Linked DNA regions of Homo sapiens: all the other regions are linked to region 2. A link is a contact called in ENCODE Hi-C data. All regions are on one chromosome and are shown on one strand. The core of a region is the stretch at or near the end of the contact, and the rest is flanking DNA. Distances in the headings are between cores, read along the strand shown.

Evidence for each region. A loop is a pair of places that touch in the nucleus more often than their neighbours do. Pooled maps may share reads with other maps.
Region 1: a map with no recorded cell type shows a loop between it and region 2 (10-fold over the local background). The contact joins the promoter of ANKRD10 here to the promoter of MYO16-AS1 in region 2. A Hi-C loop is called at or near these places in 12 of 37 single-sample maps with no recorded cell type and 6 of 50 pooled maps.
Region 3: a map with no recorded cell type shows a loop between it and region 2 (2.4-fold over the local background). The contact joins the enhancer-like site here to the promoter of MYO16-AS1 in region 2. A Hi-C loop is called at or near these places in 5 of 37 single-sample maps with no recorded cell type and 4 of 50 pooled maps.
Region 4: a loop to region 2 is called in a map with no recorded cell type, with 7 times the contacts of the local background. The contact joins the promoter of NAXD here to the promoter of MYO16-AS1 in region 2. A Hi-C loop is called at or near these places in 9 of 37 single-sample maps with no recorded cell type and 5 of 50 pooled maps.
Region 5: a map of GM12878 shows a loop between it and region 2 (4-fold over the local background). The contact joins the enhancer-like site here to the promoter of MYO16-AS1 in region 2. A Hi-C loop is called at or near these places in 1 of 168 maps with a recorded cell type or tissue (GM12878), 27 of 37 single-sample maps with no recorded cell type and 5 of 50 pooled maps.
Region 6: a map with no recorded cell type shows a loop between it and region 2 (6-fold over the local background). The contact joins the enhancer-like site here to the promoter of MYO16-AS1 in region 2. A Hi-C loop is called at or near these places in 8 of 37 single-sample maps with no recorded cell type and 6 of 50 pooled maps.
Region 7: a loop to region 2 is called in a pooled map, with 5 times the contacts of the local background. The contact joins the enhancer-like site here to the promoter of MYO16-AS1 in region 2. A Hi-C loop is called at or near these places in 3 of 37 single-sample maps with no recorded cell type and 4 of 50 pooled maps.

What each region holds. Positions count from the first base shown.
Region 1 is chr13:110,913,195-110,917,249 of GRCh38, forward strand. It overlaps ANKRD10 (ankyrin repeat domain 10), which reads right to left and starts at 1,875. Exons shown (of 6, transcript NM_017664.4): 1 at 1,531-1,875. The coding sequence starts at 1,740. RefSeq lists enhancers at 487-1,163, 887-1,016, 2,515-3,189 and silencers at 1,127-1,496, 1,767-2,426, 2,557-2,716.
Region 2 is chr13:109,165,700-109,169,720 of GRCh38, forward strand. MYO16-AS1 (MYO16 antisense RNA 1) reads right to left here and starts at 1,604. Exons shown (of 3, transcript NR_047700.1): 1 at 1,320-1,604; 2 at 937-1,011. All of the region lies in intron 33 of MYO16 (myosin XVI), which reads left to right.
Region 3 is chr13:110,386,226-110,390,199 of GRCh38, forward strand. All of the region lies in intron 4 of COL4A2 (collagen type IV alpha 2 chain), which reads left to right. Among named protein-coding and RNA genes, the nearest start is that of MIR8073, 47 kb to the left of the region's middle. RefSeq lists an enhancer at 824-1,688. Within about 2 kb of position 1,971, at least 23 of the 41 ENCODE cell types and tissues checked have a DNase peak (open chromatin) inside an H3K27ac peak, as active enhancers do.
Region 4 is chr13:110,614,020-110,617,789 of GRCh38, forward strand. It overlaps NAXD (NAD(P)HX dehydratase), which reads left to right and starts at 1,526. Exons shown (of 10, transcript NM_001242882.2): 1 at 1,526-1,628. The coding sequence starts at 1,583. NAXD-AS1 (NAXD antisense RNA 1) reads right to left here and starts at 2,334. Exons shown (of 1, transcript NR_182301.1): 1 at 1-2,334. RefSeq lists enhancers at 607-1,534, 2,436-2,485, 2,506-2,555 and silencers at 1,736-1,985, 1,996-2,155.
Region 5 is chr13:110,469,717-110,473,185 of GRCh38, forward strand. COL4A2 (collagen type IV alpha 2 chain) reads left to right here. Exons shown (of 48, transcript NM_001846.4): 29 at 3,213-3,434. Among named protein-coding and RNA genes, the nearest start is that of COL4A2-AS2, 8.2 kb to the left of the region's middle. RefSeq lists a silencer at 15-220 and enhancers at 1,790-1,889, 1,960-2,199, 2,210-2,259, 2,380-2,519, 3,248-3,469. Within about 2 kb of position 2,220, at least 11 of the 41 ENCODE cell types and tissues checked have a DNase peak (open chromatin) inside an H3K27ac peak, as active enhancers do; they include GM12878, where a contact is called at or near this core.
Region 6 is chr13:110,441,111-110,444,849 of GRCh38, forward strand. The region is part of intron 16 of COL4A2 (collagen type IV alpha 2 chain); the gene reads left to right. Among named protein-coding and RNA genes, the nearest start is that of COL4A2-AS2, 20 kb to the right of the region's middle. RefSeq lists enhancers at 3,383-3,432, 3,503-3,692. Within about 2 kb of position 2,366, at least 10 of the 41 ENCODE cell types and tissues checked have a DNase peak (open chromatin) inside an H3K27ac peak, as active enhancers do.
Region 7 is chr13:110,673,998-110,677,908 of GRCh38, forward strand. It overlaps CARS2 (cysteinyl-tRNA synthetase 2, mitochondrial), which reads right to left. Exons shown (of 15, transcript NM_024537.4): 7 at 2,977-3,106. Among named protein-coding and RNA genes, the nearest start is that of CARS2, 30 kb to the right of the region's middle. RefSeq lists an enhancer at 2,055-2,674. Within about 2 kb of position 2,639, at least 7 of the 41 ENCODE cell types and tissues checked have a DNase peak (open chromatin) inside an H3K27ac peak, as active enhancers do.

The DNA.
Region 1 (4,055 bases), core at 625-3,124, 1.7 Mb after region 2:
TGACTATCACCCAGTATTGTGTCGTTCTCAACCAGGGTAGAAAGGACAGAATCCTAAAGTTTAGTGTAAAAATAAACCACAGCAAGAGACACTCTGGAGGGAGGAAATCCTCAGATTACTGACTGCCTCGGGAAATCTATTTAAGGCTGCACGCAGAAGCGCAGGGAGGAGGCTTTATTACTTTTGTTTGTTAAGAAACTCATTTCCCCTGGGCACCTGTTTTCTCCAGCAGGTACTACGGTTGCACAACTTCAGAGACAGTGCCACAGGAACCTAACAGCCCTTGAGGACTGATTAACTTGCTTGTCCCACCCCGATCGTCAAAACTCCTTTTCATTTCTTTTATTGAAAGAAAAGTGACTTTTCCACTTTAAAAGAATCAGAAACTGCTTTCCAAAAGACACAGCTGCTTTGTGAATGTAGCACCAGGGGCAGCAAGGTAAACCGCAACTTCATCAGCTGGTAACGACATTACCAGGGCCAGGCCTTCTTAAAGTAACTTATTTCACATTACCTCTCACATATTTCTGCAAAACCATTTAACCCCATCTCATCACTTACGAGAAAAACACTATACACATCCCTGAATTTCAGTGAATTAAGAAATATTAATTAAAACCAGTCACTTCTGAAATGCACGGTGAAATCTTATTTAAGATTTCTGAGAGCAAGTACCCCAACGACTTCACAGATGAGGAAACGGTAGCTATCCAACCTTTTAAAACCTTAAAGCAGCACTGTGTTCCCCCAGAATTTTCAGTTTAAGAAAAAAGAGGGGAACGTAAAGCCTCCACGGGAAGAGAATTCTGCTTAATTTAACCACTTCTGCAGTAATTTAGATCCAAGATAAACACAGCCGTCACTAATTTTGCTGAAGCGGGGCCAGCTACAAGCCTTAAAGCAAACCCAGAAGCTGGAGAGCCGGCCTCCATCCCACACAGCTGCCGGGGCCTTCCAGTCCCGCCGGGGCGCTTGCTCCTCGGCTGAGCTCGTCCGCAGCGCGGCCCTCGGCTACTGGCGAGGCTGTGCGGAACCAGAAGGTCGACCGCGCCCGGGCATTCCCCGCGCGCCTCTGACCCCAGCTCGGCTCCCCGGAAGCCGCCTGGGCGACTTCGCGGCCTAATACCCGGCTCTGCGAAATCGCTCGCGCCTCCGGCCCGGCCTGGAGGGCCCCGCACCATCCGCGCGCGCGCGCGCTCGCACAGGATCCGGCCAACAGGCGCCGGGACCCTTGGAGCCCGCCTTGTTAGAAACTTGCTACGCGCGCCGCCGCACATGCGCCCTAGGCCCCTCCGGACGCAGGCGCCACCGACCTCGCTTCCGCCCCGCGCCCCCCGGCTGCCCCGCCGCGACTCCGGGCCGCGAGCGCTGCCGCACAGGCGCCCTAGGCCCCTCGGGGCACAGGCGCCGTCGATCCCGCTTCCGCCCCGCGATCCCGGCACGCCCCACGTCCCCCGCACCTCAGACCCGCTTTCCCCGACTCCCACTGGACAGCCGGGGAAAATGGCGCCTTAAAGCGTTCGCACCCACCTTGCCGAAATGCGCGGCCCAGTGCACGGGCGTCCAGCCATAGAAGGAGTCCTCAGAGGCCAGGTGGGCGTGGGGTGTCTGCTGCAGCAGCGAGCAGAGCGTGGCCAGGTCCCCGTCGCGGCAGGCGCGGTGCAGCGGGAAACGGAGCGAGAGCAGCTCCTCGCTGGAGAAGCCCGCCTCTACGCCCGCGCCCGCTCCCGCCGCCGACATGGTCCGTCACCGGAGAGCGCGGGGCTCGCTGGCCTAGAGGACGCGTCGGGGAGGACTCGAGAAGCCGCCGCCGCAGCACAAAGGAACGAGACTAGCGCCGCGGTCGCGTCCCACAGGCTGCCGAGCGGAGCGCGCACAGAGGGGGCGGGGCGGGGCCTGGAGCGGCCGGGCTGGGGGCGGGGCCTGGCCCAGAGGACGCCTTGTGCAGCCGGGCAGGGGTCGGGGCCTGGAGCCGCGGACCTCTGGAGCCGCCGGGCAGGGGGCGGGGCTTGAGCCGGAGGCCGCCTGGAGCAGCCGGGCGGAGGGCGGGGCTTGGAGCTGCGGACGCCTGGAGCGGCCGGTAGGTGGCGGGGTCTAGCCTAGAGGATGCCTGGAGCAGCCGGGTAGGGAGCGGAGCCTGGACCAGAGGACGCCAGCAGCAGCCGATTAGGAGGCGGGGCATGGGGCTGTCGACGTCTGGAGCAGCCGGGCATTGGGCTTGGGCTAGAGGACGCCTGGGGCGGTGGGCGCCTGGAGTAGCCAGGCAGAGGGCGGGGCCTGGCTTGGGTCCACGCCTGGGGCGGCCGGGGGCGGGGCCTGGCTGGAATTGACGCGTGGAGCTCCGGTGGAGGGGGCGGGGCCTGGCTGGGCCGCTGCCTACAGCGGCTTCCGGGGCTTGGAGGTCACGGGGCTCGGAGGTCACGGGGCTCGGAGGTCACGGGGCTGGCTGTGTGGGGGGCTCAGGGGCGTAGAGTGGCCAAGCAGCGGTCTGAGCGGGTCCCGGGGCCTCCGGCGCGGTGGGTCTCGGCTGCGCCCCGGGTGCGGACCATGATGTTTCCAGCCTGGGAGCCGGTCCGGGCGGGGAATCCCGGCTGCCGGGGGCGCGGGTTGAGGCTCTGCGGGCCCGCGCCCAGAGCGGGTGGGAGTCACGGGTCTCCCGGAGGCCCAGTAGCGCGCGGTGAAGTTGTCCAGTAAAAATTTATGGAGCGCCTACGGGGAGCAGGGATTCTCGTTAAAATCTGGGAATCAGCAAGCCCTAGTTCCTTACAGAGCAGGACAGATTCCTCGGTTTTGTCCGAGGGACGCCTTCTTCGGAACCGAGTGCGGTGGGCTAGGACTATACGTTTGCAAGTTTAAGAGATAAGCGAGAAGACCAGACAGAGCAAACAATAAAAGGCTTTTTGTTGAGAACTGTATAAATGTAAGGGAGTACCAAATCCCCTATTTTGAATGACAGTATCACGGACTTTATTACATATGTAATTTTATTCTGATTATGAAAGCATCAGTAATTTCACTATTGAGGAATAACCACAATGTTTATGAATATTTCCTTTGCTTCTAAATATGCGGTCTTTTTAAATCATGTATTTTATTTCATTTGTATATATAGTTTTTCGCTGTGTAAACTTCCTTTTTGCAAAATTCTACGTCACAAATTGAACAAGGCAATTAGATGTCTAGGGAAGTACTGATGCACGAGAAAGCATATTGCAGCATTGGTTAATAAAACGAAAAAATAGAAACCTAAGATTTAACAAAGGGAAGTTGTTAACTAGTGGTGTAAACACTCAACACAGACATGTCTTCATACAGCAAACATTTGTTGAGTACAATGCTGAATGAAACACATTGAGAAACACTCTATAGTGGGGAAGTAGCAAATATTTCAATTCAGTGAGCAATTGCTAATGAATGGAAAATATGACACATAGAATCTATCTTCTCCCAGGGAGTTTGTAATCTGTTAGTGAAGCAGGAAAGAATAATCAAGCAATACTTTTTTGTTTGGACCAAAAGGGTGAGAATAGACTATAAACTCATTTCAGGTTTTGTTTACTCTAGAACGTAATCATTTTTCTTCTCACATGCCATGTTGATTTTAATCTAATCTCTTTAAAATATATCCCCCTGATTTCCATCTTTCTTAGGAGAGAGGTGTCCCATTTTGCGAAAGGACGTGAGTGTATCTTGTCCTCCATGTAATGAAAGGGAGGGATTACTTGCTAGGCTGCATTCTGGGAATGGTGAAACAGAGATGGTGGTAAGTCAAGGAATTTGTCCAAGGGCAAACTGCATGCCTGTGGCAGAGCTTAGAATAATATCCAGACCTAGGTTCCAACCCACTGTTAGATTTTTTTTAACTTTGGAATTTATTTTGCATAGAGTATTAAGGGCTAGGAAGATAAAATAGGTTATAGTGATAGGGTACTTCGTGTACGTCTTTCCTCACTTCAGATGACTGGGTTTTTTAAAGGATTATTTAGACTATATACATATTTATTTAGCTGTACAGGAGTAGACTGACATATATACGTGGTGATGGATCCCCAAGA
Region 2 (4,021 bases), core at 354-2,853:
GAGTGGGGTGCAAGGTGAGCCGAAGCAAGGAAGCCCACACTTGAAGCTTGGCTCATGGGGACATAAGGGTACCCACATTGTTCAGAGAAGGCAGCTAAGAAGTCAAGTTGTGCTTCTGACTGCCTTCTCAAATTACAGGGCAAGAAACTGAGTCGTGGCCCCACCAAGGCCTTGGGGTGGGGCCTTCAAGTGTTCTTCCCAAGAGTCAGAGTGAACCAGAACCAAGAACCATGTTGAGTTGCCCAGATGTAACCAGGCCTACAGGTACCTGGGAGAAACACGTGTACATTTTCCCCAAAGGGCAGTAATAGCATCCTAGGCTTCAAAACATTCATAGAAACCATTTTTCAAATGCAAAGTCCAACACAGTTAGAAATAACCAGGCATAGGAGCACACAAAATAAGATAAAAAATTAAAAGCAGAGACGGCAGCCAATTGCAATATGTCCACAGGGATTCAAAAGGTTGGAATTCAAAGACACATGCCTTAAAATAAGTATGTTTACTCAGCCCCCCACGAAATAAAACAACGAGAATTTCAGCAGAAATAGGAAACTATAAGGAAATCGTCAAATGGAAATTCTGAAATTGGAAAATGCAGTAATAAAATTGAGTACAACAGAGGATAAAGTTAAATTTAATTAGATATAGTTGTTTAAAAACAAAACAAATAAAAAATAACTGGAGAAGTGGAAGATAACTCAGAAAATCCCCAGAATGAAACAGATTGAAGCAAAAGGGAAGAATGGAAACTCCAGACAATGGTTTAGAGATATAAAGGGCAATGAGGAGGATGATTGAAGTCTTAGGGAAAGAAGAGGGAGCGCATGAGCAGAAGAAAGACTTGGTGAGAAATGTTAGAGCATCTCCCAATGCTGACGAAAGAGCACCAGGAAACAGATTTAAGTTGGCAGATTTTTATAACATTCAACATACATTCTTCACGGGATCCAGCAATCTGACTCCTCAGTATCTTCCCAAGAGAAATGACAGCAGTGTCCACACAAACACCTGTATGCAAATGCATATGGTGACATTATTCATAATCACATAAAACTGGAAATAAATTCAGTGTCTTTCAACTGATGACTGGCTTGTATTAGTGATCCATCACTGTGCAAAATATTACTCCCAAAACTTGGAGGCTTATATAAGAAATGGTTATTATTTCATAGTTTCTGTGGGCCAGGAAGCTGTGTGTGGCTTAGCAGGGTGCCTTTGGTTTAAGGTCCCCCATGAGACAGCAATCAAGCTGTCAGCCAAGACCACAGTCATCTTGAGACTTGAGTGAAGGCTGATCCATTTTCAAGGTCACTCACGTGGCTATTGGCAGGCCACAGAAGGTTCACATCCAAGTCAACTCACATGGGCAGCCTCCCAGCACAGCAGCTCTCCCCACATCCCTGAGCAAGCAATCCAAGAGAGAGCACCCCAGATGGAGGCTGCAGTCTTCACATAACCCAGTCTTGAAAATGACACCCCAGCACTCTGTCACGTTTGATTGAGTCACTAAATCCAGGCCACACTCAATGGGTGGGGAGTCCGTGAGTGCCTGGAGGTGGGCTCACCAGCATCTCACAGGCTGAACTAGCACATGGATGAAGCCTGCAATAAATAAGAGTGATCAACTATAATGAGCATCATAAAAAAAAGGGATGGCTAAAGCATTGTGTTGAGGTTAAAAAAAAAAAATCAAAAGACTAAGTGTGATCCTGCTTATGTAACATTTGGGGAAAAGCAAAGCTGGAGACAGAAAACAGCTGAGTGGTTGCTGGAGGCTGGGCGTAATGGCAGGAGATGAAGTTCAGAAGGACATGTGGTGTTATAGACAACCTGGAGTGCTCATGTCTGCAGATGCACAGATGTGTATGTCTAAAAAAGGTGAATCTCACTGTCTCTAAATTACACCATAATCAATCCAACGTTTGTAAAAATGAAACAGAAACCTTTGCAAAGCCTAAGTAGGATACATAAAACTTTCCTAGGTGTATCATAGTAAAACACCTATAAAATAAAGACCGAGAATTAATTTTAAAAGCAGTTAGAGGTAAAAATATGTACTATCTTCGAAAAGTAGCAACTGAAGTCCAAAGACAATGAAATAACATAGTTAACATGCTCAAATAAAATAACTGCCCCCCAAAAATTCCTGTAATAATGAAAGGGAGTTAAGGATATTTTTAGGAAAAAAAATAAAAATGAAAGGAATTAAACACTGACAGACTCAGAATGCTTAGAGATAAAGGAAAGAATAAAGAATAACTAAAAAGGCAGTAAAATTTGGAGGGGTAAAATAATATTTAATATTATACACTGATAAACCTACCTTGCCAGTTGTAACCTCAAAGGTAACCCCTGAAAGAATATTAGTGGGGTAGATAATATCCAAACTAGTAAAGAGAGAAAAATAAAATCATAAAAAGTCAACTCAAAAGATGCAAAAAGGGGATAAAATAGGAAAAATAGGGCAAGGAGAAAGTTCTGAGACAGTAGATATGAAAACACATGTGAAAATAAACTTTATTTAATTATAATAAACTTTAAAAGGCTTATTTAATGTAAACTTATATGAAAAATGATTAGCAGAATATTTTAAAAACTAAGTTTTCTGAAAACAGTAAAACATAAGGATTCTGAAAGAGTAAATGTAAAGGGATAGAAAAGAAAAAGATACAATGTGCAAATATTAAAAAGCAGCAAAAACAGTGCTCATATATTTGAACGTCAAAAATTACATCTCTAGGCCAGGCGCGGTGGCTCACGCCTGCAATCCCAGCACTTTGGGAGGCCGAGGCAGGCAGATCACCTGAGGTCAGGAGTTCGAGACCAGCCTGGCCAACATGGTGAAACCCCCATCTCTACTAAAAATACAAAAATCAGCTGGGCTTGGTGGTATATGCCTTTAATCCCGGCGACTCGGAAAGCTGAGGTAGGAGAATTGCTTGAACCCAGGAGGCGGAGTTTGCAGTGAGCCCTGATCGCGCCACTGCACTCCAGCCTGGGTGACAGAGCCAGACTTTGTCTAAAAAAATAAGATAAAATAAAATCTCTAAGTAATCAATGTATTCAAGAAGAAATCACAAAATAAATTAAAAAGCAAAATATTTTAACTAATGACAATGCAAATATGACAACAGAACTTTTAGGACATGTCTAATGTCTTTTGTGTATGAGTGGAAGGGGCTCGGGTACAGTGTCGGTATGGTCAATATGTGGCTGTATGGCATCGTGGCCATGGCTGGGCTTTTAGTGTCCACATCAACTGAATAGTATATATTGTCCTGATTAAGTCGTTTCATATGCTTCATTCCATCCCATCCTCCCACCTTGCCACCCTTCTGAGTCTCCAGTGTCTATTATTCCACACTCTGTGCCCAAGTGTACACGTTATTTAGCTCCCACTTATAAGTGAGAACATGTAGCATTTTTCTTTCTGTGTCTTAGTTATTTCACCTAAGATAATGGCCTCCAGTTCCATCCATGTTACTGCAAAAGATCTCTTAAGAAATGGAAATGTATGGCTTCAAACCTTTGCATCACAAGAGAACAAATACGATGAGTGTTAAAAGGGTCTAGAAATTAGAAACAGAACAAAAACTAAATACTATGAAAATGGAAGGAAAGATATGATAGTGATAATAAGAACATAAGTTATTGAAATATAAAACAAATAAAATAATGTGAAGGGATAGAAAGGAAGGAAAGAGAAAGTTGTTTATCTTTTAAAAAATTATCTTTGAAAACAATAAGATTGAAAATTTTCTTGCAAGGGGATAGAGAAATAGAGAAAATTGGCACAAATAACAGATTTTAGATTGAAAAGGGGACATCAATACAGATCTGGCTGAAATTAAAAATAGTAAGAGAATATTACAAACAGTTTTACACCAAGATAAATTTACAAATTTACATAAACAAATACATTCTTAAAAAAAAAAGAACTAACGAAAATGGACAAAAGAAGTAGGAAAGCTAAATAACACCGTAAATGTTAAATTAATGGAATTTGTAATTGAATGCC
Region 3 (3,974 bases), core at 721-3,220, 1.2 Mb after region 2:
GAGTGTTGAGAAACGCTAAGTAGCTTTCAGCCTCCCTGACTGCACCGAGCAACCTTTGGTGTAAAAAATCCTCCAAGGTTTTCGGACACATGCTCAAGTTACAGAACAAAACAACTGCAGGATTCACTTTGTAAGAAGAGAGACTCAGGTGTGTTTCTTGTGTAAGCCACAGTGCTGGAAAAGTAGGATGGCTCCTGGGGATCACCAACCCCACTCCAATCTCAGCCATCATTTCTAGCCATGCAATTGGGTGTATCCCTTAGTATCTTTGATCCCTCCTTGTCTGTAAAAAATGGAAATGAAAATACTCATAGGTTTTATGTGGAGTTTATAAGGCAACTAGTGCACCATATGGAGTGGAGAAGTGCTATTGCTATTATAATTGTGTAATAGTATGTAATACATTGATATGTAATATATTAATATGCAATTATAATAATAATAGCATTGTTATTATTTCTCCACTTTGGCCCACAAACCTGAATTCAGCCACTTCTATGTAGAGAGTACTCAGATAAAAAAGAAAAGTGAGATGCTTACGCTCTAGAAGACCATGATGTGGGACAGAGACGGAAGCATGGGATCTTCTACTGATTGTGAAAGGACGTGCGAAACCCAGGCTGCTGGCCATCCCCATGAAGGGCTGCTAGAAGGGTCTACTGAAAATGGCCCACAGTTGGGTGCTAAATGAGGAAACATTATCCAGAAAACTCACTTAAATGGAGCGACTGAGGCCGGGCACGGTGGCTCATACCTGTAATCCCATTACTTTGGGAGGCCGAGGCGGGTGAATTACGAGGTCAGGAGTTCAAGACCAGCCTGGCCAACATGGTGAAACCCCGTCTCTACTAAAAATACAAAAAGTTAGCTGGCCGTGGTGGCGGGCGCCTGTTATCCCAGCTACTCAGGAGGCTAAGGCAAGAGAATCATTTGAACCCGGGAGGTGGAGGTTGCAGTGAGCCGAAATCGCACCACTGCACTCCAGCCCAGGAGACAGAGTTAGACTCCATCTCAAATAAGTAATAATAATAAAAAAAAGGAGCGACTGATACCCACATATACCAGGTGCATTAGCACAATCACTATTTCCAAAGGCTGGAAGGAAATAGCCTTGCCGAGGGCCAGACCCTGAGCTGCTGGAGGCCTTGAGAATGGCATCTCACGTCCCCACGGAGAGAATTGTGATGCCCGGACATCACGGGCGCTTCCATGTGGGTGTTTCCGTGGCCAGAGGGATTCTGAAATGTGTAGGGACAAGGACCCATTCCAGGGAAGCCAAGTGTCGGCCGCATTCACCACCCGTCCCCTGCAGTCTCACACCTGCCCGAGGAGGCAGCCCAGCAGTCGGGGGCCCCGAGCTGGGGAGGAACGCAGGCGGCTGCAGCCCCGAGGGAGCCCTGCGCTTGTTTCTAAGAATAGGTGGCTTCCGGGATCTGGAGTTCGGTTTTTCTAAATACACCTCAGCCCGGAGACTCGGAGGCAGGCAATGGGGCCAAGTAGGCAGCCTTGGGAGTGACATCACGGTTTCCTCTTTTAAGGCGATTCTGAGGCTTCCTTCTCCCCAGGCCCCTCCCGCCCAGCTGCTGCAGCTGCTCAGAGCCACCTCGGCCTCCACCTCTGCGGAGCTCTGACCTGCCCTGGCTTGGCTGTGCCTGGGTTTGGGACAGTTCGGTGTGTGTTAAAGAAGCAGAGCTTTAACTGCGTTGAGGGTGTGTTTTCCCTCCTGCCTGCTCTTCTTACCTGCAGTCCAAACACGTGTGCCTCGGTTGTTTCTAAAGCTTCCCCGTGGACTGCATGACTGAAAATGGACTAAATGATGATTATGTTAAGAAGACTTGACAGTGCCACCTTTAGAGGGAAACGCCAAAAGTGGCCCAGAAGGCTGAGGGACAGGGGCCTATGTAAGCTTCACGGGAACAGAATTCCTAAGCTGTAAGGTAACATTTCTATGCAATATGAAACCTGAGAACAAGGCTTAATAACAGCCCCTCCAGGACGGCGGCAAGCGAGCCCTCAAGCGCAGTCTGCATTTCCCCAGCCGCAGCCAGGCAGCTGCCGGCACCTTGGGAGGCACTGGGAGCACGCTGGTGACTTCTCTTGGCCAGTAGGTGTGGGCGTGGCTCGGTGCTCCAGACACTACTTGAAAAGGGAAGGTTTCTGGGACTCCTGGCACCGCGGCCTCTCCTCTGCCCAAATTTCAAGATTTATTTTTACTCGTTGAACGAAAAAGAGAATGAGCCCTGTACTCTGTCATGCTCCAAACTGCTGCCCCATTTTTAGACCACAGAGCAAGATGAATGCTGTTGGAAGGAATGTGTTTATGAGAGAGACAGTTTTTAATCCATCAGAGAGCAATACTTGCGACTTTAAATATGGCATATGGTGAAAAAGTGTCCCTGTGATGAGTCAGCAAAAAAAATTATTTCACCCCTCACATATACGAGGGTTTGATTAGCTCACTGATTGCAGTTTTACTAGTGTGCAGCACAGACTCAAATTTAAATATAGCTTGAGGGAAAACTCTGACATCAGAATTTGTGCATGATAAACTGTGTTGCTCAAACTTCAAAGGTCTGGTCTCCACTGCTTCCGGGACCTCCCCCTGCCTCCCAGGGGACAGATTCCTCGTGTGATCCCACAGGCCAGCTGCTTCAAAGCTGTGTCTTTCCTTGGGCCCCTTCTGACCCATTGGCTCCCCTGTCTCCACTCCTCACGGTCTGCCCTCACCCTCTGTGATCATGGCTGTGGCCCTGCGATCTCCATCCTGTCTCCTTGTGACAGATTTTCCACCTCACCCTTTCTTTAAGCAGCTGACACTCAGACCCATCCTTCCTTTGTGTCTGATGTCTTTGGTTGGGTTTATAAAGGCAAGACACTTCTCCCAACCCATGCAGGACGTCCTCACAGATCAGCTTCTTCAAGGAGACCTAGCCCAGCCCGTGAATGAGTGGTGGCAGCGCTGGCAGCATGAGAACAGGAGTTGAAACCTGCTCTCACCCCGGCCAAAGATCACATCGCTTCCCTTTCCTATAAAGTAGTGCATCATGTGGAGGACATTTCGTGTCTGTAAAGTACCATCACCCTTTTCTATAAAGTAGTGCATCATGTGGAGGACATTTCGTATCTGTAAAGCACCATCACCCTTCTCCCTAATCTGTGCATGTGTGTATCTGTAGAAGTGTGCGTGTGCGAGAATCCACCCTTCATGATTTAATTGAAATCACAGAGCAGTGATCAGCAGCAGCGAAGATGACCCTCACAGCTGGGGAGCCCATGCTTGATGTGGTCAGCATTGCCTCCCTGCAGGAGGGCCCGGCTCAGGGAGTCCTTCTCAGACCCCTCTGTCTTCCCTATGGTCTATTAATCTCCCCATGCAAGGGAAGATGATGGACATCAAATCGACTGTAGGCTGTGCTCCTCTGTGCACTCTCACGAGCACTAACACCTCCCAGCATGATTCTCCAGGACTGCGGCTCCAAGAGGAAAGCTGGCCCCAGAAGCAGGCTGCTGTTCAGGGCCTCCTTGCCTGGTCCAGTCCTTGCTTAGGTGAACTCCAGCTGACCAAGATAAGCATTCACTGCATTTGGTTTAAGCAGCCTTTCGTGTTTATTGTGTTAGTGGGTGCTTTTCTTTCTAAAGCAAAAAAAAAAAAAGTTTAAAAATTTTTAAAACTACCCTACTTCTTTTATGACTTTTACTCCCTTCTCAAAAATATCAGTGTTTCCTAAGTTCGATAATAGCATTTGACCAAGTATAGTACACACTTGATGAAATTAACTCAGTTTTATTAAATGCCTATTTTATTGGCATGGGATGATTTAAGATGAAGACTCTCAGTGTTAACGGCCTCAATTCATTTATTCAAAAAGCATGTATTGAGCCTGCTCTGGGTGCCAGCTACTATGCTAGGTGCAAGGATGTAAATATTCGTAAGACACAATCACCCCACTCAGGATTTTTTGCTGTCTACTTTT
Region 4 (3,770 bases), core at 276-2,775, 1.4 Mb after region 2:
CCTGCCTCAGCCTCCTGGGTAGCTGGGATTACAGGCGCCCGCCACCATGTCCGGCTAATTTTTTGTATTTTTAGTAGAGACAGGGTTTCACCGTGTTAGCCAAGATGGTCTCGATCTCCTGACCTTGTGATCCACCCGCCTCGGCCTCCCAAAGTGCTGGGCTTACAGGCATGAGCCACCACGCCCGGCCTCTTCATAATAAATCTTGCTGCTGCTCACTCTTTGGGTCTATGCCACCTTTAAGAGCTGTAACACTGTGAAGGTCCGCAGCTTCATTCTTGAAGTCAGTGAGACCATGAACCCACCGGCAGGAACTAACTCCACACATAGTTATAGTTATCTCTTGATTATAGGCTAAATAAGGAGGGGATTATTCATGAGTTTTCTGGGAAAGAGGTTGGCAATTGCTGGAACTGAGGGTTCCTCCCCTTTTTAGACCATATAGAGTAATTTCCTGATGTTGCCATAGCATTTGTAAACTCTCATGGCGCTGGTAGGAGTGTCCTTTAGCATGCTAATACGTTATAATCAGCAAATAATGAGCAATGAGGACACAGAGGTCACTTTTGTGGCCATCTTGGTTTTGGTAGGCTTTGGGCCAGTTTCTTTACTGTGTCATCTTATCAGTGCGGTCTTTGTGACCTGTATCTTGTGCCCACCACCTCATCCTGTGGCCAAGAATGTCTAACCCCCTGGGAATGCAGCCCAGTAGGTCTCACCCTCATTTTACCCAGTCCCTATTCAAGATGGAATCGCTCTGGTTAAAAGGCCTCTGACATGTTGAGCCATCCTTTCACCTCAGCCTCTCAAGTAGCTGGACTACAGGTGTGCCACACCATCCCCTGCTAATTTTCCAAAAAAATTTTGGTAGAGAAGGGGGTCTCCTTATGTTGTCCAGGCTGGTCTCAAACTCCTGGGCTCAAACGATCCTTCCATCTTGGCCTCCCAAAGCATTGGGATCACACGCGCGAGCCACCGCACCTGGCCCCACAAGTTTCTTTTAGCACCATGACGGTGGCTTCAAATAGGGCGGCAGTGGAGGTAAGAGGCCATCAGCCACAGGAGGAGCGTGGGTGGGAGGGCAGGAGAGGTCAGAATGCCTTCCAGGGGTTTGGGCCTCAGCGTTGGAGTGATGGAGCTGCCCTGACCTGAGACGGTGGAAAGCGAAGGGGCCTCGCAGCGAGCTGGTTTGGGGTTCAGGGCAGAGGTTGCGCCTGGAGCAGAAAGGCACCTGACTGCTATACTGGGGGCACATAGTGGGCCTCGGCACTCCACCTGCCAGCAAAATCATTTTCTATAACGCCGCAAGCCTAAAAATGGGCCGATAAACACAAACCAGACCCTGAACCAGATCGTTGTTAACTCTTCAACCTGCCTTCCAGCCGAACCTCTTAGGCCAGAGCTGGGACCAGGCCGGGTTGGGCGTCGCGCTTGTCAATCATCTAGAACCGGGTGTGATTGAGCGAGTTGGGATCCCACTGCCGACAGCCGCGCGGAGGCGGTCGGGAAACCGGAAAACGCTTCCAATGGCTGTGTTTCCGGCGACGGCGCGGGGGCAGCTGGGAATCCGGAATGCTGCCCGATGGCCCTGGGTCCTCGCTGTGGGGCAATCCGGGCTTGCAGACGAGGTAAGGTCGATTCCATTTGGCCCGGGGATGGTCACACGCGCGGGGGCCGGAACTGCCGTCGCCGGCGCGGTCGTTGTCGCATTGCTCTCGGCCGCACTCGCGCTGTACGGGCCGCCACTGGACGCAGGTACCCGACCGCTGACCGCCTCTGCTGGCTCGCGGGGGGGAAGCGCCGCCGAGGGGCAGCCCGCGCGCGGGGCCGGGGCGCCGTGTGGCCTGCGGGGCGGAGTAGGGAGAGGACGGAGGCCTCCTGGAACGGCGCGGCGACGGCTGGGCGCGGCTTGGGTGATGGGAGCCTCCGTGCGGGGTGACAGAGGGGCAGAGGGTGGCGCCGGGCCGGAGCCAGTGCGCGTCCCAGGAGCGGCGGAGCCCGCGCGGTGGCCGGGGAACGGGGGGCCGAGGGCCGAGGACGGTAGGAGGGCCCTGGGGCGCCGTGGTGCGCTGGTCGGATCCGTCTGCTCTGCTCTGTCCCCGCTCCCGGTCTGGGAAAGATGCTCGCCAACTGCGGGCTTGCTGTTTGGTCGGAGCTGGATACGGGGGCCCTCCTGGGGCCCAGGGACGCGGCGGGCGTGCAGGCGAGCTGGCCGGCTGAGCGGGCTTCGCGCACACCAGGAGCAGGGCCGTGTCTGCATCCCCAATTTGAAGTCCCAGTGCGACTGGGCAAGTACAGACCCTGCACGTCCTTGGACGAGAGGGACTGGATATTGCGACGCCTGGGCCGCAGAAAAGGACTCCACCAGCCAGGCCTCCTTCGCCCGCCCCCGGTTCGGGGTGTGTGTGTGCGTGTAGGAGGTCCCTTGGGGAGGGAGGCTCACCTGAGTCATCCCCAGAACCTGAAGTGCTGGCCAGATGTCCCCGAGGGCCCTGCCCTGGCCTTGGCTGGTCCTTGCACGCTGAGATGCCTTTTCAAATAGAACGGATAAGGTAGAAAGAATTTAAACAGGAGCTGAGCAAGTGCTTGGAGCCCCATCTCTTCATAGGGTTTTTTTGTCTTTCTGTTTGCCTTGTTGGTATTGGTGTATCTAACATATTTTATACAGGAAGTAGTTCGTGTATATCTCATTTCTCATAAGGAGAGATTGCTGTTATCCACCTTGGTATAGAAGATAAATAGAAGCTCAGAGAAAGTGACTTAGCCAGGATTCTCCAGCCAGTGAGTGGCCGAAATGGTTAAACGCACCATTTGTTGCTGTAGTCATTAGATAGATTTTACCTTGTGTGTATGTTGGGCATCGTCAGAGAGTTTGGCTTTTTGTTTTCATCAGCACACACTGAGAATGCACTGGGTGGCGCTGAGAGGGTACTCTACACTGCACCTCACTCACACCAGCAGGGAGGCTTCTTAACACTTTATTTAGAGATTTATTTGTAGCTCTTTACCTTAAATTCACACACCGTGATTAGTAGCAAGATTTTTCATTGCGCTTGGTTGAGGATTTATTATCAGACTGCCTAAACTTTTACGAAAAGCCAGGTAGAGTTGTATATTACTGAGGCTTTAGGAAATATTTCAGTTAACTTAGGGATTGTGGTTAAATGCTCTAAATTAGTTATAACTCACATTAACTTAAAGTATTTTTGTTTTTTTAAGTAGAATTTTCCAGTACTAAAAGCACTTTTAGCACAAAGCAGCAGTGATAGTCTTCCCCAGACACGCTTCCTTAAAACAAAAGCCAAACAAATTTAACCTGTTCTTCCAGACTCAGAATTGTCTGAAGAGTTACCGAATGGGATACATCTTAAGTCGCCTATTGTCAAGGCCTTTTTATCCTTCAGAACTTTGATCTTTATATGTAAATGTTTCTGTGTTAACATTTGAAATGTTAAGTTCAAATGGTGACGTCAGTAAGCCAGCTGGAACTTGCTTCACTGCCAAGTGCTGGGAAGTTTAGTTGACCTGCTTTGGCCCTTTTGCTAACAGAAGCTGTTTATCTTAGGTGAATGCTGGTGAGCAGCCTGGATTTTACTTTGTGTTAATACAATTCTATTCAAGTGAAAATGCTATACTTCTTATTTTGCCTTAAAATGGCAGCATTTTACACCTACTGTGTGCCCACAAAAATAAAAACAAAAACATGGCAGCACTTTGGTAAAATAGTGTCTTGTGGCCTGGCTTGTCCATTACTAACCACAGCATCTGCA
Region 5 (3,469 bases), core at 970-3,469, 1.3 Mb after region 2:
TAAGGCATTAATCTGTATGTGGAGGAAAATGAGGTTTCCCTTAACCAGCTCTGGTGAGGAGTACCCACTTGCGTGTCAGCATGCTCTGGAATGCAGCCAGGCGTCTGCAGACATAGGTGTCTTGCAGTTGTGCCACAGGCGATGTGCATGAGTGTGATGGCACTGCCTTGATTGCAGGGGCATACACGTCTTTTTTTTTTTTTTTTTTTTTTTAATGAAATGGAATCTCGCTCTGTCACCCAGGCTGGAGTGCAGTGGCACAATCTCAGCTCACTGCAACCTCCGCCTTCTGGGTTCAAGCGACTCTCCTGCCTCAGCCTCCTGAGTAGCTGGGATTACAGGCATGTGCCACCACACCTGGCTGATTTTTGTATTTTCAGTAGAGACGGGGATTTCACCATGTTGGCCAGGCTGGTCTCAAACTCCTGACATTAGGTGATCTGCCCGCCTCAGCCTGCCAAAGTGCTGGGATGACAGGCGTGAGCCACTGTGCCAGGCCGCACACATCTTCAATAGTGTTTGTCTAATGAAACCATGGAAGCCATTGTGGACAACTTTCCACCCGAGATGAAACATCCTTCCACAGGGTCCTGGGCAGGTTCCTGCAGCCTCTGCTGGAGTCCCACTTGTCACCTAGAACCTGTGGCACATTGGAACCCTCTTGTTGCTAGAAAGTTCCTCCCTGGAATACAGCCTGCCTCCCAGGGAGTTCTCACCGGGCTGTTCCTGAGCCACACAGTTGACTTCCTCATAACCACACACCCTGAGAGAGGCGGCCACATCTCCCACAGACGTCTCATGAACAGGCAGAACTGACCCCGGGAACACATACTTTCTTTTAATGACATCGTTCCATGCCCTTGGAATTCTGAGCAACCTTCTAGGACCCCCACTTATCAGGATTCTTTTCCAACTGGGCTCTAGAAACTGAATAAAGCGCTCCCCATGTCTGGAATATCACACAGAACATCGGGACTGTTGCGCCCTTAGGTTGAACATCTTGCAAATGTTCCCAGTGAAGACTAATTGAACCCTGCCCCTCCCCTGACCTCCACTCAGATAGCTGATTTAAGCCTCAATGCAGAAGTGTCTGTCCGTCCCTGATAGATGGTATCTTTCGGAATTTTGTGTTGCAGCCCGTAGGGATTGTTCCAAACCCTGACCCTGTTTCCTTTCATATGATGCGTTTCTCCATGTTTTGCAAAATTGGGAAGCAGGCTTCCTGTGTCTGTATCAAGGCCCTGGTAAAAACAACTCTGCATTCGAATGAAGCAAAGGAAGTCTCCATGCCTCTGCCCCAGGGGTTGGTCTCTGTGGTTTTGTTGCCCTGCTGGAAGTGTCTAAATATTTAGAAGTGTAACATTGCCACTCTCATGATTTCATATATACTAAGTTTAAGCATTCATGATTTTGAGAGAAGGATAATAATTCCTGAACAGCTTCTTGCTGTGAGTATGAAAGTTCTCTGGTAATTGTGATTGGAGTGCCCAGCCATGTGTGCGTGAACGCCACACGGGGCTCCCCTGTAGGGGGGAATGGATGGGATGCACCCATTATCAGGTGATTTGGACAGTTGCCCACGTGAGTTGGGAGCCTGTTCCACCATCAAATGTGAGCCCTTACGTCATGAACAGGGAGGCTGGGGCAGGCTGGGGGTGGGTGGTGATTGAGGAACTGATCAGTTTCTGAAACGCATGTCACTTTTTATGGTGCTGAAATATACTGCCCTTCTGTCGCCACATGCAGAAGAGGATAAAATGCCCAATTCAAGGATTGCAAAAATCAGAGAGTCTATTCCAGATCTAAGACCCACACATGCAAACCCAAGTGCATGGCTCCCTGGGTACAGTTTGTAACATTGCCAGTGAAAGTCATGTCTCTTCATTGTGAGTAAATCACACCGTTAAAACTCTGAGTACGGTCTAGCTGATTAACGTCAGGTTAATCCAGATCCTTTATTCTGTATTCCAGTTACTCCCAGCTCCCAGGCAGTGATGGCTTTACCGGCCCAGGAGGTCCCCGGGCCCTGCTCATTGGATCTTTTTGGTGGGATACACCCCACAGAACACAGAAAACATTCCCTTTTCCGTATCCATACATAGGAGTGCCGAGCCTGCCGTGTACTTGATCTTGTCCCACAGAATCACCTGCCAGTCTCATCGTTGCAGGCTTCTCTCCTGCATGCACAGCGGGGGTGGTGGTGACCTCAGAAGCCTTTCCTTCTGAGCACTGCGTGACTGTCAGCTGTGGGAGTTCATTCTGAGGCCATGTCAGGGCTGACTGCACCGAAAAAGGAAGTGACCTGATGAGATCATTTTATCCAGTGGCACCCACAAAAGACACAGGACAGCTGCCTTCCCTCCATCCGCAGATGGGACTTGATGATTTTCTTTTTTCTTTTTATTTTTTTCTCTTTTGAGATGGAATCTCACTCTGTCGCCCAGGCTGGAGTGCAGTGGTGCGATCTTGGCTCACTGCAAGCTCCGCCTCCCGGGTTCACGCCATTCTCCCGCCTCAGCCTCCTGAGTAGCTGGGACTACAGGCATCCGCCACCACACCTGGCTAATTTTTTGTATTTTTAGTAGAGACGAGGTTTCACCGTGTTAGCCAGGATGGTCTCGATCTCCTGACCTCGTGATTCACCCGCCTCGGCCTCCCAAAGTGCTGGGATTGGGACTTGATGATTTTCATGGTCAATACAACAGAGGGGTGTCGTTCCTCTTTGAAGCGTTTCCCAACCGACAGTGACGGGTTTCTACCAGGGAGATGTTACGGCAGGCAGCGTTTTGGCTCTGACGGCCCTGTTCGTTCCTGCCTCCCTGGGATTTTCCATCCCGAAGTGCTGTTCCTCACTCAGCACAACCTAGAAGGTCCCACAAAAAGCTATTCTTTGGGGCTTATTTGCAAAGCAGGGGAACCCATGAATTATGCAAATCGAGGTCCAAGGAGGCGTTGTTGGCTTGTCCACCTTCACTCAGTTTTAGGGCTGGGGGGCCGAATGGCGGGGCAAGCAGAAGAAACATAACCAACAGAACGACATGGCGAAGGTTGTAGGTTCCAAAAAGGGCGACAGGGACAAGGGCTCGAGCTGAGGAATGCCTTCTGAGGACCCCATAGCCAAATTTTTGCTGTTTCCAGCCTCTTTTTGACTCTTCTCTTAGAACGTCACCATGCTAACTTGTGGTTTGGGGCCCACCCATGTTTCCTTTTAGGGTTCATAGGACCCCGAGGATCCAAAGGTGCAGTGGGCCTCCCTGGCCCAGATGGATCCCCAGGTCCCATCGGCCTGCCAGGGCCAGATGGGCCCCCTGGGGAAAGGGGCCTCCCTGGAGAAGTCCTGGGAGCTCAGCCCGGGCCACGGGGAGATGCTGGTGTGCCTGGACAGCCTGGGCTTAAAGGCCTTCCCGGAGACAGAGGCCCCCCTGGATTCAGAGGTGAGTGCCCCATCGGGGAGCCGGGGGCCCCATCC
Region 6 (3,739 bases), core at 1,116-3,615, 1.3 Mb after region 2:
TCACTCAGTCCTAGTAGGTGCACAGAGATAGAGTTTTATCAAAATCACTAGCCTCAGAATCACAACTCCGTTGAATCCTGCTCAGGGCTGCACAGAGAGTAGTGTGGCGTCTGGAGGCCCATGGGCTTCAGTTAGCTGGTACAGAAGCTCGGCAGGCCTGGTGGGGGTTCCGCCATGCTTGTTCCAGGACCACAGATGGACCTGCCTCCCAGACTCGCTTTCTGACCTCCACTGGCTCTAGACACGGGCCGTCTTGACCCAGCATTCTGCTTTTGACCATTCAAACTTAACACCAATCTTGATGACTTCCTGCAACCTCCAATGATCATACTGTTCCCATTTCTGTTATTTTATGCTAAACTCAGCCCAGGGAGCCAATGCCAGGCTTTGCCGTAATCACACCCAGCCTTTCATAACATCAGTTACTGATCGGAGTACTCCCAAAGGCGGCACACCTAGAACAAGAGCTATCCAAATGCACCCCACCCAGAGGCCACATTCTAGTTCATGGCTTAGGAAAAGCAAATATTGTAAAGGGACAGAGGCTAAAGCAGACATTATCGTTCAAAAGTAACCCGTTTCCACCTACCCCATGTGATTAAAGTGCTGCTGTTAATTTCCTACCATGTGCTGGTAAAATTATAATTATCTTTAGTTTTCCATCTTCAACACAAGGGACTTGTAGTATTTAAAAGTGCATTTCCAGGTGCCTGTAATCCCAGCAGTTTGGGAGGCCAAGGTGAGTGGATCATAGAGGTCAGGAGTTCAAGACCAACCTGGCCAACATGGTGAAACCCTGTCTCTACTAAAAATACAAAAAAAAAAAAAATTACCTGGGTGTGGTTCATGCCTATAATTCCAGCTACTCAGGAGGCTGAGGCACGAGAATTGCTTGAACCTGGGAGGCAGAGGTTGCAGTGAGCCAAGATCGCACCACTGCACTCCAGCCTGGGAGAGACAGTGAGACTCTCTGTCTCAAAAAAAAAAAAAAAAAAAAAAAAAAAAGGGCAGTTCCACAGAGCTGCTCCCTGGAACTCCAAAGTTAATGAAAGACAAGATGCTGTGTAAACAGTGGCCACCTGGCAGCTCCAGGGCTGGGGCCCAGATGTGAGGATGGTGAGGCGTCAGGCTTTCATTTCCCAGCTTACTTTCTGCAGTTGCAACAACTTGCGAAGATGCAGATATTTCCAGTTAAGTGGGTTACAGGGAGGCAGTTTACTCAACTATAGAAATGGGAAATAGGCAGACATACACAAATGACGCAGCCGCCGTGCTTGTGAGCACCGATCTGCACCACAGCTATGTCCGCCCTCTGCCATCCCACTGGCCAGGTGGCCATCACTCCATGACTTTCATTTGTTCCCCACCCAACACCTCCCCCTAGACACCAAAAGCCCCTCCAAGGAGCAACTGCTCGGTGACATAAACAGTGCATCAAAATGGGAGGAACCAGAAAAGAAAAGATATCCTGGGTAGGAACTTGCCCTCCTCTACATAAACACAGAATTGGTTGCCTGTCATCCCCACTGAGATTGTCAGAACTTCTATTAGTTCCAGCCTTTTCTAAAAAGGAATGGAGACGTAGCATTTATGAATTTGGTTATATTCAATTTTCTGATAAATTAGAGATGGTTTCGTCTCCTCTTTCTAGGGGAAACATATCTTTAGTAACTGAGCAAATGCTGTCCACAGTGTTATTTTATAATTTTGAAATAACTCCACAGAGTTATTTTATAATTTTGAAATAACTCCACAGAGTTATTTTAAAAAGTGTTCGTTGAGACCTAGTCTCCTTTGAGGAATACATGCCACACCAACACGCGTCGTGTTGTGGGAAGTCCCCCCTCAATAGGACCATTGTCCTCTATGAGGACTGTCCAGGACTTCAGGGATGTTGCATTTGCACAGGCTGCAGTGTCGATGACTTGGACTCACCAGATGCAGCCTCAGTGTTCCCTGTGGCTGTGTGTAGGTTTCCTCTGCAAAGCTTGAAGTGGCAGACATGACCTCAGATTGAGTTCTTTTATGGAACTCTCACTGTCTTTAGTCTTTTATACTAAATCGCATCTCATTTGCAGGCTGGCAGGGTTTCTTTGCAGAGGCGCCTCTTTCAAGAGGCACATGCGTTCTATTTAGCCTAACAGGTGCTCCCTCGGCCACTGCAATGAAAAGGGTACAACAGGCAAATGAAGAACAGAAAGATAACAGGCCAGTTCACACCACGAGAGACAGCAGACTGCTTTTAAGCTTTAGAAACATGCATCTCCCTAAAAAAGCCTAGCCATACATTCTTTTCATCTGTTTGTGTCAGCTAGTCCCTGAGGACTTCTGCCCAAGGACTTTCCTTACTCCAGTTATTTCCACCCTTGAAAAACATAAAATCAACCTTGTACTTCTAAAATTGCATAATCAGAACTTCCTATGAATCATATATATGACCTCACTGAATTCAAATGAGTGATAAGTTATTAGATTTGGGGGAGGGCCGGGGAGAAAGGAGGTTGCAGTTTCAAAGCCCTTCACAGTTATCCATTCTAAAATAGTGATCTGCATGTCAGTCTCCTGACCTCAGCTTTCCCTAAGGGTGGGCTCTGTGGTGAGCTTGCTAGCAGGAGTACAGACCTTGCCTGGAAGCGGGGTCTCAGGGAGCCCGGCGGAGCCTCCACTGGGTCCTTCCCGGGGTGGTTGCCAGCCTGACTCTGGGAGCGCCTGGGTGATTCCTCCTTGGCCATCCCTGCGCCTCCCCGACCCTGTTGTGTTTGCCACTGAGAAACAGAGAGGAAAAAGTTTTGATCGTCATTTTGACTTAGGGTTCCCGCCTATCTGGGTTTCACTGCCAGTGGTCTCAGATGAACCCTGAGGGTGCATTTTCTCCTTAAGTCGTGCATAACCCTCAGCCTCCCCCGAGTCAGTTGACCTGTTGACCTGCCGCTGGGAACTCCCCTGGAAAGTTTTAGCTCATTGCTTTGGCTCTTGGGGTTCCAGCTGCCTCAGAGGAATCCTGAGTGCTTCTTAAGTTGTCCCCCTTCCCCAATGGGTTTTCTATAATGCCCAGTGCATTTCAGATGGTTCAAAGTGCCCATGCTGTCTTGGACCCTTCAGCAGAGATGGCAACACGTGGTGTCTGGGGTGCTTGTTTTGTTTGCTGAGGATGCCACAGCATAGGTGTGTGATGCTCGTGGCCCAGAGTGAAGCTCAGATTTGACAAATTCCAGGGCACCCTCTGAGCTGGCCAGTCTGTGGCTGTGCTCACAGCTCCCACTGAGTGTCCAGCTGCCAGCTCCTGTCATGCCAGGTACTTGAGGATTCCTAGCTTAGCTTATGACGTGGCCTCTAAACAGGACCTCATTTTTAAAATCACAGAAGTTTGTCTTTACTTTTGAGTCTTCAGCTCCACCTAGCGTGAGAGAAAGTCCGGGTCCAAACCACAGGACCACAACAACACACACAAAGTGAAGCCCGTCTCAATTCAGTCTAAACAACATGACTTTCAGCACACCTGCTCCTGGGTGTCAAGATAACCTCGAAAGTAATCAGAGAATGGACCTTTCTTATACCTGTGGCATCTGGCATTCTGAATTTTGAGAGCTGAACCATGCATGTTCTTTAAAAGAGGGAATACATTGCTAGATTTTTAGAGAGCTTTACTCTTCTGTCCAGATACCTCATGATATGACTCAATGATAAACTTTTTCTTTCAAAAAATGTTCAAGGGAATGAGAAAACAAAACTTAGTGTT
Region 7 (3,911 bases), core at 1,389-3,888, 1.5 Mb after region 2:
TACAAGGGATGTGAAGGACCTCTTCAAGGAGAACTACAAACCACTGCTCAATGAAATATAAGAGGACACAAACAAATGGAAGAACATTCCATGCTCATGGATAGGAAGAATCAATATCGTGAAAATGGCCATACTGCCCAAGGTAACTTATAGATTCAATGCCATCCCTATCAAGCTACCAATGACTTTTCTCACAGAATTGGAAAAAACTACTTTAAAGTTCATATGGTTTAAAGTTCAAAAAAGAGCCTGCACTGCCAAGACAATCCTAAGCCAAAAGAACAAAGCTGGAGGCATCATGCTACCTGACTTCAAACTATACTACAAGGCTACAGTAACCAAAACAGCATGGTACTGGTACCAAAACAGAGATATAGACCAATGGAACAGAACAGAGCCCTCAGAAATAATACCACACATCTACAACCATCTGATCTTGACAAACCTGACAAAAAAAGAAATGGGGAAAGGATTCCCTATTTAATAAACAATGCTGGGAAAACTAGCTAGCCATATGTAGAAAGCTGAAACTGGATCCCTATCCTTACACAAAATTAATTCAAGATGGATTAAAGACTGAAATGTTAGACCTAAAACCATAAAAACCCTAGAAGAAAACGCAGGCAATACCATTCAGGCCATAGGCATGGGCAAGGACTTCATGACTAAAACACCAAAAGCAATGGCAACAAAAGCCAGAATTGACAAATGGGATCTAATTAAACTAAAGAGCTTCTGCATAGCAAAAGAAACAACCATCAGAGTGAACAGGCAACCTACAGAATGGGAGAAAATTTTCACCATCTACCCATCTGACAAAGGGCTAATATCCAGAATCTACAAAGAACTTAAACAAATTTACAAGAAAAAATCAAACAACCCCATCAAAAAGTGGGCGAAGGATATGAACAGACACTTCTCAAAAGAAGACATTTATGCAGCCAACAGACACATGAAAAAATGCTCATCATCACTGGCCATCAGAGAAATGCAAATCAAAACCACAATGAAATACCATCTCACACCAGTTTGAATGGCAATCATTAAAACTCAGGAAACAACAGGTGCTGGAGAGGATGTGGAGAAATAGGAACACTTTTACACTGTTGGTGGGACTGTAAACTAGTTCAACCATTGTGCAAGACAGTGTGGCGATTCCTCAGGGATCTAGAACTAGAAATACCATTTGACCCAGCCATCCCATTACTGGATATATACCCAAAGGATTATAAATCATGCTGCTATAAAGACACATGCACACGTATGTTTATTGTGGCACTATTCACAATAGCAAAGACTTGGAACCAACCCAAATGTCCACCAATGATAGACTGGATTAAGAAAATGTGGCATATATACACCATGGAATACTATGTAGCCATAAAAAAGGATGAGTTCATGTCCTTTGTAGGCACATGGATGAAGCTGGAAACCATCATTCTGAGCAAACTATCACAAGGACAGAAAACCAAACACTGCATGTTCTCACTCATAGGTAGGAATTGAACAATGAGAACACTTGGACACAGGGTGGGGAACATCACACACCAGGGCCTGTCATGGGGTGGGGGAGTGGGGAGGGATAGCATTAGGAGATATACCTAACGTAGATGAGGAGTTAATGGGTGCAGCACACCAACATGGCACATGTATACAGATGTAACAAACCTGCACATTGTGCACATGTACCCTAGAAGTTAAAATATAATGAAAAAAAAAACCCATTTCTACAAATAGGAAACATACGCGTGGTTATTCACTAAGGAGATCTGTAACACTGAAACGCTAGGAACAGTCTAAACGCGCGGCTGGGTACCCTGCTGCCTGCAGAGGGTCAGGCCACACAAACCAGCACCACGGTAACAAACTAACCGTGGGCCAGGCGCAGTGGCTCACACCTGTAATCCCAGCACTTTGGGAGGCCAAGGCGGGCGGATTACCTGAGGTCAGGAGATCGAGACCAGCCTGACCAGCAGGGAGAAATCCCGTCTCTACTAAAAATACAAAATTAGCCGGGGTGGTGGCGCATGCCAGTAATCCCAGCTACTCAGGAGGATGAGGCAGGAGAATCGCTTGAACCTGGGAGGCGGAGGTTGCGGTGAGCCGAGATCGCACCATTGCACTCCAACCTGGGCAAGAAGAGTGAACCTCCGTCTCAAAACAAAAAAACAGGAACATGAAACTAACTGTGGCGAGCCCCATGGGCAGCTGTGCAGCACGGGGCACGGGCGGTATGCTGTCTTTCACACACCCCACCCAAGGTGCCCCTGGCTGTGGGCAGAGCCACAGGGTGTGGACACCTCAGGTGCGTCCAAGGGGACCAGGGAGAAGGCGGAGAAAGCTCTACTGAGAGGCAGAAACCAGGACAGAGAGGGTGTTTCCAGAGTAGGGGATGCCGCAGTGGGCCAGGAGAGCAGTGTCGTGTGACTGAGTGGGGGCGGCAGGCAGCTGCGGTCCCAGGCAGACAGTGGGAAGAGGAGCTTTGGTGACAGAGGACCCACATGAGGGTGGCTGGGGGACTCCAGGAAGATCTGGGAGGAGCTGGAGATTTCCGCCACAGAGCACCCTGGCATGCGAGTTGCCTGAGCTAGAAGAGCTGGCGGGAAGGCGGAGAGGGATTTGGGGGCTAGAGAAGTGCGAAGCGAGGAGGGATGTAGGTGCAAGCACTCTCCTCCAGGGCCCCAAGCACCAGCCACTACAGAGAAGGGTGAGGGAACAGGGCAGCTGCAAGTGTGAACCAAAAAGCAGCCTCTCCACTAAACAGAGGAAGTGCTGAGGTCAGGAAAGCTTGATGTGTCATGGGTTTCGTTCACCCCGTTCCATGGCCCGTCACACTCCGGCAAAAATCTCTTCCCAAAAAATCACCCATGGGCACACGTGCCAGGCTGCACCTGCTCCCATGCACATCCTCTGCTGCCCTGAGCAGGCACCAGGGGAACTTGAGCCCCAACCCCCAGGAAGCGGCAGGCACCTTACCTAGCGATGGCAGAGCACTCGATGTGCCAGCCCGGCCTCCCGGGTCCCCAGGGAGAGGCCCAGAACACCTCCTGGGGTTTGGCCGCCTTCCACAGGGCGAAGTCACTGGCATGACGCTTGTCAGAGTCCGCTGCAGATGACAAACGGTACATCAGTGGGAAGAAGCTCAGTCACCCCACCACGGATGCTCAGACATTCACCCCCACCACAGAAACCCAGACAGTCACCCCCACCATGGAAACACAGAAAATCACCCCAACATGGAAACCCAGACAGTCACCCCCACCACAGAGACCCAGTCACCCCCACCACGGAAACACAGAAAATCACCCCAACATGGAAACTCAGACAGTCACCCCCACCACGGGGACCCAGTCACCCCCACCACGGAAACACAGAAAATCACCCCACCATGGAAACCCAGACAGTCACCCTTACCACGGAAACCCAATCACCCCCACCATGGAAACACAATCACCCCACCACGGACACGCAGACAGTCACCCCACCACAGAAACTCAGTCACCCCCACCAGGGAGACCCAGACAATCACACCACAGAAACTCAGACAGCCACCCCGCCACGGAAACCCAGACAGTCACCCCCACCATGGAAACACAATCACCCCACCACGGACACGCAGACAGTCACCCCACCACAGAAACTCAGTCACCCCCACCAGGGAGACCCAGACAATCACACCACAGAAACTCAGACAGCCACCCCGCCACGGAAACCCAGACAGCCACCCCGCCACGGAAACCCAGACAGTCACCCCCACCATGGAAACACAATCACCCCACCACGGACACGCAGACAGTCACCCCTACCATGAAAGCCCAGACTGTCACCCCACCAGGGAAGCCCAGGCTGTCACCACCACCTCACCCCCACCACAGAAGCCCAGATAGTCACCCCCCACCACAGAAACTCAG